2 separate regions of the Homo sapiens genome follow, and region 2 is linked to region 1. Evidence: read pairs that join two places in POLR2A ChIA-PET (ENCODE). Cell type or tissue: PC-9. All regions are shown on one strand. Each heading gives the region's core, and the rest is flanking DNA. Links, peaks and the distances in the headings are about the cores only.

Evidence for each region. Peaks named below come from ENCODE experiments on the same cell type or tissue, not always from the same donor. Only the 100,000 strongest peaks of a DNase experiment are listed, where the experiment ranks them.
Region 2: POLR2A ChIA-PET joins it to region 1 with 6 read pairs; 1 of 35 experiments calls an interaction of 5 or more read pairs at or near these places.

The regions. Positions count from the first base shown.
Region 1 is chr17:64,712,483-64,717,045 of GRCh38, reverse strand. No RefSeq gene overlaps it. Among named protein-coding and RNA genes, the nearest start is that of SMURF2, 52 kb to the right of the region's middle. RefSeq lists an enhancer at 4,004-4,053. In PC-9, for the core only: no CTCF peak of the experiment used is centred there; no DNase peak of the experiment used is centred there.
Region 2 is chr17:64,331,551-64,336,113 of GRCh38, reverse strand. All of the region lies in intron 14 of PECAM1 (platelet and endothelial cell adhesion molecule 1), which reads left to right. Among named protein-coding and RNA genes, the nearest start is that of PECAM1, 57 kb to the left of the region's middle. In PC-9, for the core only: no CTCF peak of the experiment used is centred there; DNase peaks (open chromatin) are centred at 1,853 and 2,283; H3K4me3 peaks cover 1,761 bases; H3K27ac peaks cover 2,500 bases.

The DNA.
Region 1 (4,563 bases), core at 716-3,215:
GTCACCGATCAACAGGATCCCAAGGCAGAAGAATTTATCTTAGTACAGAACAAAATGAAAAGTCTCCCATGTCTACTTCTTTCTACACAGACACGGCAACCATCCGATTTCCCAATCTTTTCCCCACCTTTCCCCCCTTTCTATTCCACAAAACCGCCATTGTCATCCCGGCCCGTTCTCAATGAGCTGTTGGGTACACCTCCCAGACGGGGTGGTGGCCGGGCAGAGGGGCTCCTCACTTCCCAGTAGGGGCGGCCGGGCAGAGGGGCTCCTCACTTCCCAGACGGGGTGGCTGCCGGGCAGAGGGGCTCCTCACTTCTCAGATGGGGCGGCTGCCGGGCGGAGGGGCTCCTCACTTCTCAGACGGGGCGGATGCTGGGCAGAGGGTCTCCTCACTTCTCAGACGGGGCGGCTGGGCAGAGACGCTCCTCACCTCCCAGATGGGGTCGCGGCTGGGCAGAGGCGCTCCTCACATCCCAGACGGGGCGGCGGGGCAGAGGCGCTCCCCACATCTCAGACGATGGGCAGCCGGGAAGAGGCGCTCCTCACTTCCTAGATGGGATGGCGGCCGGGCAGAGACGCTCCTCACTTTCCAGACGGGGTGGCGGCCGGGCAGAGGCTGCAATCTCGGCACTTTGGGAGGCCAAGGCAGGCGGCTGGGAGATGGAGGTTGTAGCGAGCTGAGATCACGCCACTGCACTCCAGCCTGGGCACCATTGAGCACTGAGTGAACCAGACTCCGTCTGCAATCCCGGCACCTCGGGAGGCCGAGGCTGGCGGATCACTCGCGGTTAGGAGCTGGAGACCAGCCCGGCCAACACAGCGAAACCCCGTCTCCACCAAAAAAGTACGAAAACCAGTCAGGCGTGGTGGCGCGCGCCTGCAATGGCAGGCACTCGGCAGGCTGAGGCAGGAGAATCAGGCAGGGAGGTTGCAGTGAGCCGAGATGGCAGCAGTACAGTCCAGCTTCGGCTCGGCATCAGAGGGAGACCGTGGAAAGAGAGGGAGAGGGAGACCGAGAGGGAGAGGGGAGAGGGGAGAGGGGAGAGGGGAGAGGGAGAGGGAGAGGGAGAGCCCAGCTAATTTTCATATTTTTAGTAGAGACGGGGTTTCACCTTCTTGGCCAGGCTGGTCTCAAACTCCTGACCTCCTGATGCACCTGCGTCAGCCTCCCAAAGTGCTGGGATTACAGGCGTGAGCCACCACGCCCGGCATCTAGATGTACACTTTCTAGTTTTGAAGGAGACAATTCCAAATGTTAGCAGCTTTTAAAAGACATAACTGCAACCTGTAGGCCAACACTTGAAGCCAACAGGGTGTTGTCTCCAGGCTAACCCTGTAAATGAACTTTCAGCAGCCATTTCACCGCCCTCTAACCCAGCTGCTTCTGGGTGGTGGAACTTTAACTTTACGTCTCTATTAAGTCAAGTCTGAGTTAGCCATTGTAGACTATTCATGCCAACTCCAAAGCCCAAACCTGGGTGAGTGTATCAGTGAATTCAGCCCAATCAAGCCTTTTATTTATTTATTTATTTTTATTTATTTATTTATTTTTTGACACAGATTCTCACTTTTTCACCCAGGCTGGAGTGCAATGGCACGATCTCGGCTCACTGCAACCTCTGCCTCCTGGGTTCAAGCGATTCTCCTGCCTCAGCTTCCCGAGTAGCTGAGACTACAGGCATGCACCCACCACCACGCCCAGCTAATTTTTTGTATTTTTAGTAGAAACAGGTTTCACCATGTTGGCCAGGCTGGTCTCAAACTCCTGAGTTTGAGGAGTTTGAAGAGTGATCCGCCCGCCTCAGCCTCCCAAAGTGCTGGAATTACAGGCACGAGGCTCTGTGCCCAGCCAAGCCTTGTGTTTACCATCTTTAGGCTAACACAATGCTTAGAATCCTCTCCGACACGTGCTCCCAAGACCCTTGTGGATTTGAACTGGCAAGGTCCTGCCACTTCTTTAGTGTATAGACATTCTCTTTCTAGAGCAGGCCTTGTACTGCCCAAGTGGGCTATGTTGGGATCTAACTCTCCTTTTGATGCTGGAGGAATGAAGAGAAGATCTGGTGTCCCTTTTTAGTGAAGCAACTGTCCTAGGTGCAGTCACAGAAGGTTCCTTAGGCAGGGATAAGTTGGTTACCTCTACACGGGAGGACCTGCCTGAACAGACAAGGGAGCTTTGAAGGATTTGAGAATTCAAAAGTGCCAGAGTCTCAGCCTTGTCTGTGACCACTTAGATGCTCCTATTCTAAGTCTCAGGGTCCCACTACGTCCCCACTATGCCCTTTCCTAAGCATTTACTTGGAACTCCTACATGCACAATGAGGCCCTGGGCTGAGTCTTCCATCATATCCACCCTGAAAGTATAGGAGATGAAGGCTCCTTCGAAGATGCCACCAGACCTTTCTTGCTGTCTATTGCATTCTCTGTTCAAGATTCACAGCATTTTTTTTTTTTTTTTGAGATGGATGGAGTTTCGCTCTTGTTGCCCAGGCTGGAGTACAATGGTGTGATCTCGGCTCACCACAACCTTGGCTCACCGCAACCTCTGCCTCCTGGGTTCAAGCGTTTCTCCTGCCTTGGCCTCCCGGGTAGCTGGGATTACAGGCATGCACCACAATGCCCAGCTAATTTTGTATTTTTAGTAGAGTTGTGTTTCTCCATGTTGGTCAGGCTGATCTCGAACTCCTGACCTCAGGTGTACCCTTAAAGGAAATGCATGCCTTCCCCTCCTTTTTATTGCATCTGTAGGCTGCAATGTGGCCACAGTGGGGGGAGCTGTATTGAACTACACAAGCAACAAAATAGAGTCTGAATCCCCAGCAACTAAGAACTGCTAACAGAGAGACAGGAACAGTTTGGGTGTGACACTGGAGTCAGGCAGCCTTGGGTTCAAACACTGATTCTGCTAATCCCTAGCTGTGGACCTCGGGTGAAGAATTTAACCTCACGGTCTTCAGTTTCCTTAGCTGTAAAATGCTGGGAGGATGCAAGGAGCTGTCATAACGAAATTGCCTAGCAGTGTTCATGGTCCAGAGCAGGGTTTTAACGAACAGAAGCTGGCATGTCACCACTCTCTGTCCCTAGGAGCCTTGCCTTTTGCCTCCCTTTTCTGCCTTGATCCGCGCCCCCACCCATCTCTCCTCCCGTTCTTTCTTCACTTTCACTTTCTGGTCTGCCTCTTCCTTAAGCTGGACTCTGTGACTGTAGGTGTGTTTAATGTTTGGCTGCCTTCAGGAGGCCAGCAAGGCTCCCTGGCCAACATTTTACTTTTTTTTTTTTTTTTTTGAGACGGAGTCTCACTCACTCTGTCGCCCAGGCTGGAGTACAGTGGCGCGATCTCGGCTCACTGCAACCTCCGCTTCCCGGGTTCAAGTGCTTCTCCTGCCTCAGCCTCCCAAGTAGCTGAGACTACAGGTGCTCACCACCACGCCCGGCTAATTTTTGTATTTTTAGTAGAGAAGGGGTTTCACCATGTTGGCCAGGCTGGTCTTGAACTCCTGGCCTCAAGTGATCTGCCCACCTTGGCCTCCCAAAGTGCTGGGAATACAGGCAGGAGCCACCGTGCCCGGCCATGGTTCCCTGGCCAACCTTTTACTTATTCCTCTCCCTTCTACAATGATGCTTCTCCACCACATCAAAAGGTCCTCTCCTTTCCTCTTCCACAGCCATTGGCTGCAGGGAAATCGCCAGGGACAGAGCTGCAACTTGCCAGGCCAGCCCTGGAGGCAGCCCTGGAACCCTCTTGCTCCCTCGACCTTCTCCCTCCCCTTTCCCGGGAGGCCCAGGAAAGGGAGCTGGCACCCTGGGCCACTGAGCCAGTGGCAAGGCTCAGCCAGCAGGAGGAGAGCAGCGGATCAGGACTGCCTCAGACCTTTGATAAACCAGGTCTTGGAAGAAGGCCACTTACTCTTCTTTGTGTTTCTCTGTGTGCTGATTCCTGAGATTTGCAGGACATGTTTAATATTTGCTTGGAGAATCTATGAAAAGAAAAAGAAAAACAGAGAGGGAAGGAAACAGGAACCAAAATGCCACTTATCCCATGAGGGCACTGAGGCCTGGGCTCTGAGTCTCTCTGTTGCTGGCGGGGGCCAGGCTTCCTGTGGTGGGAGCGGCAGGCCTCCCTTCTCAGGCGTGGGTTCCACCACGGCTTGAAAGCCCCAGACCACCTCGCCCCTCCCTGGGAACTCAGCCTCTTGTGCAGCCACATAAAGGTAACCAGTGTCTGGTGGCTTGATAGGACAGACTTGTGAGGGACTTCCTGCCTTTTGATGCATGCCATTCCTGAGAGCTGGGCCGGGCCTCTGAAGAGGAGAGGTCCCTTTCAACTTCCTGAGTGTCTCAACGTTCAGACTCTTGGGGTTTGTGGTTAGAGACACTGGTATGAAGATTGTGTTCTATAAAGTATGCCCTCCGGGTCCCATAAAGCTAACAAGGCAAAGCTTTGTGAAAACACCCCCTAACCAAATGGACCAAGAGGGTCTGAAAAGCCCTTGACCTTGGAGCATTTTTTTTTTAATTTTTTGAGACAGGGTCTCGCCCTGTCGCCCAGGCTGGAGTGCA
Region 2 (4,563 bases), core at 779-3,278, 380 kb after region 1:
TTTTGTATTTTTAGTAGAGACGGTGTTTCACCATATTGGTCAGGCTGATCTCGAACTCCAGACCTCAGGTGATCCACCTGCCTTGGCCTCCCAAAGTGCTGGGATAACAGGTGTGAGACACCACGCCCGGCCAGATCATCATTTCTTATTCATCATCATAACCATCCCCAGATTCTTCATCATTGCCAAATTCTTCAGCAGCTCTTTCCTCTGGATATTATTCCACCTCTGTAGACTGCAGATTTCTTTTGTTCCATGTTGATTGTTTTCTCCCTATACTCTAATTATCTTGCGGTTGGGCGGGTCCCTTCCTCCTCTGTCACAGTTAAAGCTAATATGTATTGAGCACTCCCTCTGTGTGAGACACTTGGAGCCCTACCTTAATCCCCAAGATCATCTAACAGTTGATGGGGGTTCTATTATTATTCTTGCTCTGCAGATGGGGAAACGGGCCCAGAGGTTAACTAATTTGTCCTTGTTCCACAGCCAGTGGCAGAGCAAGGACTGAACCCAGGGGGCCTGGCTGAAGCCATGCTCTTCAAAGCCTTCCTGTTCCCTCTCTTTTTTTCTCTTAATTGGTTTGTTACCAATTGCTGTCCATTGTTTGTTGCCAAACCAATTGACTGCATTCTTTTCTGTTTTCCATCTTTCTTAGTTTAGGCTTCATGTTATCGGCATAATTGGAGAACTTTTGTCTACTTTTTTTTTTTTCAGACAGGGTCTGGCTCTGTCACTCAGGCTGGAGTGCAGTGGCATGATCTTGGCTCACTGCAACCTCTGTCCCCCGGCCTCAAGCATCCTCCCCTCTCAGCCTCCTAAGTAGATCCTATCTACTTTAAACATGAAGAGTAATATTCTACTGTGGCCTGGGTGACCCTGGGCAAGTCATAGAGCCTCTCAAGACCTTGGTCACCTTCTCTGTGAGATGAGGTATGGGCTGGAGGCAGGTCAGTGGTCCTCGGGCTTTATTAAAACATCAATAGTTTGGCGCACCCCACTCCCTGTGAATTTCCCATTCACTAGGTCTGGAGCGGTGCCGAAAACGTGCATTTCTAACAGGTGTCCACACGCAGCTGCTGCCGTCACGCTGGGGCCCGGGCTTTGAGAACCACTCTTGATGCAGCATGTTCCTTTCTGATTGTGCCACGCTAAGGCTCTGCTTCTTGTTGGAAGGAGTAGGGTCTTTCTCACCCTCCAGAAATCCTGGAGGGATCTTTCAGCATTGGTGGGCAGGTAAAACCCAGAAACACTGTGCTTATTAGAGGGAAGGTGGTATTGAGTGACCCCCAATAAAACAGGGGGCCCAGGGCCGTGCGCAGTGGCTCACGCCTGTAATCCCAGCAATTTGGGAGGCTAAGGCGGGCGGATCATGAGGTCAGGAGATCGAGACCATCCTGGCTAACACGGTGAAACCCCATCTCTACTAAAAATACAAAAAATTAGCTGGACGTGGTGGCGGGCGCCTGTAGTCCAGCTACATGGGAGGCTGAGGCAGGAGAATGGTGTGAACCCGGGAGGCAGAGCTTGCAGTGAGCCAAGATCGCACCAGTGCACTCCAGCCTGGGCGACAGAGTGAGACTCCATCTCAAAAAAAAAAATTGGGGCCCAGTGTGGGGTAGGTCTGTGAGATCAGTGAGCCAGCTGGGTGCAGAGCGGAGTCTTTGCTGACCTTTCCCCTTCATGTTCCCCGTCATCTTCTAGCATGCAGCATTTCAGGGCTGCCTATTTTGGGAAATGGCTTAAAGGGCACAGTTCTGGCCCTTAAACCCCCTTTCACCCCCTGAGTAATACAAAATAAGCCCTCCCCTAGATAAGCAATAGGGCATGGGGCAGGCCTGCCTCCAAGGAGCAGCCCCAGGGCCGAGGAGAGAGAGCTGGGCGCTGGCCCGGGGGACTTGAGTTTGATGGGAAAGCTTGCAGACAGTGGGGGAGCTGCCTGGTCTTTCCAGTCTTGGCTTTTGGCTCTAAGCACAGCTTTTTTTTTTTTTTTTTAATTGTTGTATCATGAGGCGCCTTCCACTCAGCTGCCTCCCCACGTTAGGGGATGGACACAGCACTGGCAGGGATCCTGTGTGTCTCAGTTTCCCTATTGACTCTCTGTGGCCTAGAGATGTATGGTAGAATTCCACACTATGCTTTTTTTCCACCTTTTTTTTTTTTTTTTTTTTTTGAGACAGGGTCTCTCTCTGTCACCCAGGCTGGAGTGCAGTGGCGCAATCTTGGCTCACTGCAACCTCCACCTCCCCAGGCAGGCCCCTCTGACTCAGCTGGGACTACAGGCATGCACCACCGCACCCAGCAAAATATTTTTATATTTTAGTAGAGATGGGGTTTCGTCACATTGGCCAGGCTGGTCTTGAACTCCAGAGCTCAAGCAATCCGCCCGCCTCAGCCTCCCAAAGTGCTGGGATTACAATGCCCAGCCCACTTTTTTTTTTACTTTTTACAATTTTATTCTTAAAATTGTGGTAAAACACATATCACATAAAATTTACCATTTTAACTCTAAGTATCCAGCTCAGTGGCACTAAGTACTACACTTTTGGTTGTCATAGCGTGGTGAACAGAGAAGAGAATGCTACTGCGTCTCGTGGAGAGAGGCCAGGGATACCGCTAAACATGCGACAATGCACAGGACAGCCCCCTCCCCACCACAAAACACCACCCAGCCCAAAATTTCAACAGGGCCACCATGGAGAAACCCTGGCCAGAGGAATTCACCTCCTGCAACTCCTCCAACAGGAGAGCTGGTTTTCCTCTCCAGTACCAGCTTTTGCCTGCCCTCTGTCTTGGGAGGTGACTTAAGGCACATCCCACCTGATTACTGTGGCTCTGGATGGGTGCTGAGTCTTGCTCTGGGCACCAGCCCTACCTGTTGAGCCAGAGGCCCACCTCCCCATCACGGAATCTACTCACTCAATGGTCCATCTTCTACTTTTTTGTTGCTATTTTTTGTTTTTTGAGACTAAGTCTTGCTCTGTCACTCAGGCTGGAGTGCAATAGCACGATCTTGGTTCACTGCAACAATCGCCTCCTGGGTCCAAGTGATTCTCATGCCTCAGGCTTCCAAGTAGCTGGGATTGGAGGCATGCACCACCACGCCCAGCTAATTTTTGTATTTTTAGTAGAGACGGAGTTTCACCATGTTGGCCAGGCTGGTCTCGAACTCCTGGCCACAAGTGATCCACCGGCCTTGGTCTCCCAAAGTTCTGGGATGACAGGCGTGAGCCACTGCGCCCAGTCCACCTTCTACTTTCTATTTGCCTGGAATTCAGACTTCCAGGGTGTTTCTTAGGGAGGCAGAAACCCTGGTCCTCACCGCATCCCCTGCCACCCAGTATACCAAGACTAGCTGGGCCGAGAGTAGCCGTGACAGGAAATGGCTGAGAAAGAACCAAAGAAAAGGAGGCCTCTGTGCCAAGTCTCCTATGGGAGGAAGAGAAGAGCACTTGAGGATCAGTCCCCACCCATCCTGTGAGGCCCAGAGCCAGTGAGGCCAGAGGGCACTGCCAACCCTGCCCCTGGGGAGGCATTTCCTACTTCAGCGTGCAAGATGGTGAAAAAGTATCCCCATGAAAAAATGGATGCTACCTCCAATTCAACTTTGGTGATGATTGCTCTGTTACCAAAAAAACAAGAACTGCAAGTGTGCATGGAGTAAGTGTTCCATCCGTATTTGAGTTTTTCACATTTTGTCTTCAGATTGCTTTAGAAAATGCCTACTTGAGGTTCTTTCGCTGTTGGGAAAGAGGTTCCAGAGCCCTTAGGGGACTAGGAGGGTCCAGGAATCACGGGGTCCTTTGGGTCCTTGCAGGTCAGATTTGCATTGGGGGTGCTGTCCTCAACCTCACTCAATGCATGGAAGTTGACACAATGGCTCAACATTAGCGTTGGGCTGATTCATCATTTGGCTGTTGACACCAGCCTCTGGCCCAGCCAGGACAGAAAAAGGGCCCCTGAGGAACTTCTGGCTCTGTTCCCTCTATGGGGGAGGGGCAGTGGACTTGTGATAAGACAGGGTGTTAGGGTGAGGTGGACTTGGGGAAACAGGATATTTCTAAATTAGAGAAACAGAAGGATTGTGACCCCCGCTGTGACAGACAGGCCCTGAGCCTGCCCGAGGTCCAGGAGGAACTGTATGTGAGCTTGGGGCTGGGTCTATACTGAGGCCCCTTGGCGTACTTTTCTCGATAAGACTGAGGACTTATGGCCCTCCCACCATTCCCTCCACCACCTTCGAGAACAGCAACCATCCCCAATGCCCACATCTCCTCTTGGGGTCTCCCCCAGGCAGCAGGTGAGGTCCCCATGACTTCTCTGTCTTCAAGTCAGGGTCCACAGTCAGCTGTTTGGGGATCTGCCCCAGCATGTGGGCCACTGACCATTGGGTGGGGTCCTGGTCCTTTCCAGAAGGGCAAGCCATACCCGTCACTTGCCTCTCATAGGAAACACCATCTCTAATGAATGCAGGCAGGGATCACCCACCACCTATGCAGAGCTTCCTGCTCTCATTGGCTTTTCTCAGCCTCACTGTCCTCTTGCTGACATCCGGTTGGGACCATT